Regions from separate parts of the Homo sapiens genome. Here region 1 is linked to region 2. Evidence: chromatin contacts called from ENCODE Hi-C data. All regions are on one chromosome and are shown on one strand. Each heading gives the region's core, a stretch centred on a gene start or an enhancer-like site at or near the end of the contact. The rest is flanking DNA. Distances are from core to core; before and after follow the strand shown.

Evidence for each region. A loop is a pair of places that touch in the nucleus more often than their neighbours do. Pooled maps may share reads with other maps.
Region 1: a map with no recorded cell type shows a loop between it and region 2 (9-fold over the local background). The contact joins the promoter of MIR142HG here to the promoter of MMD in region 2. A Hi-C loop is called at or near these places in 3 of 37 single-sample maps with no recorded cell type and 6 of 50 pooled maps.

The regions. Positions count from the first base shown.
Region 1 is chr17:58,331,213-58,333,912 of GRCh38, forward strand. It overlaps MIR142HG (MIR142 host genes), which reads right to left and starts at 1,308. Exons shown (of 1, transcript NR_186557.1): 1 at 1-1,308. All of the region lies in intron 2 of TSPOAP1-AS1 (TSPOAP1, SUPT4H1 and RNF43 antisense RNA 1), which reads left to right. MIR142 (microRNA 142) reads right to left here and starts at 106; the gene lies at 20-106. RefSeq lists enhancers at 196-335, 1,136-1,205, 1,706-1,775, 2,366-2,455 and a silencer at 1,316-1,625.
Region 2 is chr17:55,420,215-55,423,126 of GRCh38, forward strand. MMD (monocyte to macrophage differentiation associated) reads right to left here and starts at 1,621. Exons shown (of 7, transcript NM_012329.3): 1 at 1,456-1,621. The coding sequence starts at 1,481. RefSeq lists a silencer at 1,562-2,021.

The DNA.
Region 1 (2,700 bases), core at 58-2,557, 2.9 Mb after region 2:
TGGCGTGATCTCCGAAGCCCACAGTACACTCATCCATAAAGTAGGAAACACTACACCCTCCAGTGCTGTTAGTAGTGCTTTCTACTTTATGGGTGACTGCACTGTCTGTCTGTCCGTCGGCGTGTACTCTTCAGGCTGCCCAGGCCTCCTGACTCCTGCTCCAAGAGCCCCCCAGCCCTCCTTGTGGCTTCCTAAGATCCCCCCAACCCTGCCAGGGCCCCCCGAGGGCCCGCCCTGGGCCTTGTGGGCGGTGACTCAGCATGGCGCCAGACTTGCCTCCTCTACCTCCCTCCCCCACTTCCTCTTCAGTTCCCTCTTCCCTTCCCCCTAAAGGCTCCACCCCATCCCCCCAGTTTCAGAGACACTCAGGTAGAGACTAGGGCCTCTGGAGGCCTCACCTTCAGTTCTGTGAACCCCTGGCTGGCCGCTTCCAGCCACGCTAGCCACCCTCCAGCGTCCAAATGAGGCAGCCACAGCTCCCCTGCCAAGGTCTTGGTCTCCAGTCCACCCCAACCGTGAGGTCCTGACTGCCCAGAGCCTCAGTCCCCACCCTTCAGCCTCCCCACCAGCCCAAGATCCTGACCCCCCAGGGCCTAAGTCCCCAGCCTCCCCAACAGCCCAGGGTCCTGACCCCCCAGGGCCTCAGGCCCTGGCCTCCCCACCAGCCCAAGGTCTTGAACACACCAGGGCCTCAATTCCCAGCCTCCCCACCAGCTCAAGGTCCTGACTCCCCCAGAGCCTCAGTCCCAGCCTCCATAGCAGCCCAAGGTCCTGACCCCCCAGGGCCTCAGTCCCCAGCCACTCCACCAGCCCCAAAGTCCTGACTCCCCAGAGCCTTGATTCTCGGCCTCCCCACCAGCCCAAAGTCCTGACTCCCTCACTGCCCTGCTGTTCCCCTGGCAGGAGCCCAAGGCTATCCCAACAAAAATGGTGGCCATGTTGGGCGGAGGAAGAGGCTGGCGCCCCTTGAGACACTGGTCCCACTTCTCAGCCTCTGCGTACCCTCTGCCATCCCCGCCTTACTCTCCAGCCCTCCTCCTTGGACACCTCTTTCCCCGCCTGGGGTCCCGGAGCCATTTTACCTTCCTTCACTAGAGAGGGTTTCAAGGCGCTTTGCCCTGAGCTTCCCGCATGGGGCTTGCACCCAAGCTCCTCGACACCCCCAACGCGCCTCCACCCAGACCAGCAGCCCAAGCCCCTAGAGGCCCCGAGCTGAGGAGCCCCAGTTGGGGCAGCAGTGAAGGTCCGGATCCTTACCTGAGGCTGCAGGGCGGAGGAGAGCTCGCCCTGTGCTCCAGGCTCCGAAGTGGGGTTCCCTTCAGGGAGGGCAGGGCTTATAACCCCGAGGCCACGTGGGCCAGATCTCAGGGCGCCCAACGGTCTCAGAGCGCGCCCCGCCCCCGCCCGCAGGGGATGAGCGCCCTCCCTCCCTCCCTCCCTGGGGAGGACAGACTGACAGGAAACAGAAGGGGGTGGGCCCGCGGGAGGGCTGGGGACCCTCTCTCATGCCCTGGGCAGGTGGCTTCCGGCCCCAGCTGCCCTTCCCCCCGTGGCACCAGCTCCAAGGGATGGCTCAAGAGCCTGGGACTGACTCAGGGCATTGAGGGTGACCCCAGAAGACCAGGGCTCCTCGACAGGGCCCTCGGTGAGTGCCCAAAACGGGGAGTCCAGAATTCCAGCACAAGAAAAGGACCTTCTCTCTGAGCCCCACCGCTGCTGACCTCAGCCCAGAAAACTCCCTTCCCTTCCCAACACTCAGGCCAGGCCCTGGCTCCTCTGCGTGTGCTCCCGAGGGCCATGGAGGTGCTGATGCATGAAGGGCGTCCATGGAGACTGTTGTCCTCAGCACCCCACAAAGCCACCCCTCCTGCAGCCTCAGCCTGCAGGGCACAGTGCGGGGGACACTCTCAGGCCCGGTGGACTGATGGCACTAGGCTAGGTGTTCACGCTCTCTTTGGGACCTGTGGGGACAAGAGGGCAGGGCAGAGCTGGGTGAGGATCAGGTCCTAAGGTGGGGCACAGGTGCTATGCGGAGAGAAGGGGGCTTGGAGGAGTGGCGGGAAAGAGGCTCGAGGGAAGGTTCTGGCGGCCACCGGATGTGGGCATGGGGCCCACCCACCTGCATGCCACCCCCGATTTCCCCATGGGGAAGGCAGGAAGCTGCCCAGCCCAGGGCCCCTGGCTGGGGGAGGGGAGTAGGGTGTGGGGGTGGGCAGGGGACAGCGTCGGCTGAGCCCAGCCCATACCATCTTCCCCCAGCGTTCTCCAAGCCTCTCCATGGGCTTGGCTCTGGAAGCAAGAGGAATGGGTTTGGGGAGGTAGGAGCGGTAGAGAGAAAACCACCCAGTGACTCCTTCCCAGAAGGCCATGGACCTCTTCTCTGGGTCCTCCGTTTAGGCCCACACAGACCTTAGGGAGCTGTCAGATTCAGGGCCTAGAAGAGGACTGGCATGGGGGCAGTGGGGAGGGAGATGGCCCCACATCCTTCCCTCCAGGAAGGGGGTCCTTCAACCTGGAAAGTTGCCCCATTCCCAGGTCCCTAAAATGGGACAGAGAAAGGGGGAATGGGGCCTTTCACCCCCTTGAGTCTAAAGAGAAAGTGGTGAGGAGGGTTGCCTTGCAGGGCCAGCTGGCCAGAAATGGGGCGATACTCCTTTAAGAGACCACCGCTGCCTCTGACCTGGGTGGAGGGGAAGTGGC
Region 2 (2,912 bases), core at 371-2,870:
GTAGAGAAGTAAAACCAAATCAAACCGCATGCACAGGGCTTCACTGATCATGACTGGAGTGCATGTTACATTCTCTCTAAAAGCCCCTCCGGTCTTCATTTCTGACATCAGGTTCTAAAGTCAGAACACTACGGTTCCATTTTGCCCTTAGACACACCGGTATGAAGTTCCACTGGGGGAACAGTGCCAAGCATTCAACACCCTGACTGATAAGCAATATATTCAGAAGTCAATCCAAGTCTTCAAGCTGATCCCCTTCCTGGTGGCCCAGACCATGGCAACTCTTCTGTGCATTTGTTGCCTCCTTTACCCTTTGGGACTGGGGGAGGAATGAGATGGGTGAGAGGGCAGTGAGGGCATGGAGATTGGAAAGAAAAAAAAAATGTGTACTTTAAAATTCTGAAATAAAAGGTAGTGTCTAAAAACTCAACAACCTTCTTGGAAGATTTCATGCATTTCTTAAAATTTCCCCTGTCACTGCACCCCCAGCAAACATGCTGGTGGTGAAGGTCCGGGAATTCACACAAAGGGATGCAGTTACCATATGCCCTGGAGAGGTGAACTTTCACCCACTTAAACAGAAAAGAAAAGCCCGGAGTTCCTCTCAGAGTCATGGGCTAACCTCCATCCATTGTTAGACGGTGGAGCCCCAGAGGGGAGTAAGGCCACGGCGCCCCCCAGCCCGGCATTTCCACCAGCTCTACAGTGAATGAGCAGTCGGCCAGCCTTCCGGTGGCGCCTCCACGGTTCCTCCTCCTCGTTTCCTAACACCGGCGCCTCCACAGCAGGTCTCGCCACCCGAAAGCTAACATGCCCCTTCGCAGAGCCCAAAAATAGCACCGCCCTGGGACGTTCAGCTGGAGAACCAGCAAGGCCCCTACACGGCCAGGCAGGGCTAAGCTGGCGGAGCGTGCCTCAGTTTCCCTGTTGCTAGGGCCGTTCACAAAGCACCCAAAATGCCTAGCACCCCGCTTTACGACAAATCTCTCCGCAGGGCGCCACCCCGTTCCGCGCGCCCCGGGAGACCCCCACCCTGGAGGTAAAGGGATGGAGGCCAAAGCCAGGTCGGAGGACTCGGGGGCGGTGCCCGGGGCTGGGGTTCGGGTTCCCAGAGAGAGCCAGAGCCCAGCCTGTATGGGGGTCGGGAGGGTGAGCCCCAGGAGCAAAGGGATCCCCGGGAAGGAGGACAGGCTTGGAGTCCCGGGGCCGGGAATCCATCTGAGGTCCGCAGATCGCGAGGGGAGACCCGGGTGAGGCAGGAGCTCCCATCCTTGGAGGAAGGGGATCGCCCAGGGACAGCAGGGTGGGGAATCCCCAGGGAACTGATCCCTGGCCAAGGTGCGGGATCCACCCAGGATGAATCCAGGTGAGGAGCCGGGAGCCGTGCGCTTAACGGCGGGATTTGGGAACCCGCTTCTGACACGGGCAGCGGGACCGGGACGCCATCCCTCTCACCGCTGGAATCGATTCTTGAACCGCATTGATCCTCTGCTCCTCCTCGGGGGCCAGGAGCTCCGTCTCGTCAGCACCGGCGGCCGGGCGCGCGGCCCTCATGGGCTTGGGCTGCTCCGGAGGCCGCCTGCGTGTCCAGCGGAACCCTTCGGCCGGGTAGGGTCGGAGTGGGCCAGGCCGGGGGTCGGGACAGGGCTGGGGCCAGACCGGGCGGCTGGGGGCGGGAGGGAGGCCGCTTCAACGGCCCCAACACCTCCCGCCTCCCGCCTCCCGCCTCCCCGGCTCCTCCGCCCCGGGGCTCCTGCGCCCCGCCCCGGAGCCCGGCTCCGCCCCCGCCGGCTCTGTTCGCCTGCGTGCACCCGCGGTCGCCGGCGCGTCAGCGCGCCGGTCAGCCAATCGGCACCCCGAGCGGCGCGGCGGCTACGCTGCCATTCATTCCCGCCGGGCTCGGGCAGCGAGGCGGGGCCTCGCTGGGGAGGGGCGGGGCGAGGGGAAGGGGAGGAGCGCGGGAACGCGGCGCCCTTCTGTAAGAGACAAGTTGGAGAAGAGATCGAGGGAGGGAGAGAAGTGGTGAAGGAGGAGATGGACCAGGAAATCTTAAAAGCATTGTGAAGAAAATAGCAGCAAACAAGCAGCCCTACCTCATTCATTTTTTCTTCATCATTAATTTCTCCATCCCTCCTTTCATTTATTCCTTCATCATTTTGAGGGCCAGCTCCCGCGAGGCTATTGTGAGAGGATCCAGGGCAGAATGAAAAACCTGTCCTTGTCTGACCCTTGAGGGAGTTGAGATCTCTGAGCGTCTTCTAACTCTGAGATTCAGTGAGATCCACAAAAGGAGGAATCCTCTGCAAGGATCCTTTTATGTTATCCTCCAGTTTATTTTTTATTTTATTTTATTTTTATCCAGGCAGCTTTCAAATAAACGAGTTGACTTGAATCAGGGTCCTGTCGCTAAACCTAAACTCAGAGGGCTTCCTGGAAGAGAAGTTCAAATAAAAATGAATGAATGGGCCAGGTGCTGTGGTTCATGCCTGTAATCCCAGCACTTTGGGAAGCCAAGGTGGGCGGATCACCTGAGGTCAGGAGTTCGAGACCAGCCTGGCCAACTTGGTGAAACCTTGTCTCTACTAAAAATACAAAAATTAGCCGGGAGTGGTGGCGGGCTCCTGTAATCCCAGCTACTCGGGGGGCTGAGATGGGAGAATCACTTGAACTTGGGAGATAGAGGTTGCAGTGAGCCGAGATTGCACCACTGCATTCCAGCCTGGGTGACAGAGTGAGACTCTGTCTCTCTCTCTCTCTCTCACACACACACACATACACACAGAATGAATGAATGGGTGATTTGTCGAGCCTTTCCAGGATCACTGATGGAAGTTATATGTGTTCCCTTCCAGGTATCGTGTCCATACCCAGCCCCCAGCCTGCAGGCTAGAGACTCTGAAGTGGCATGAGGC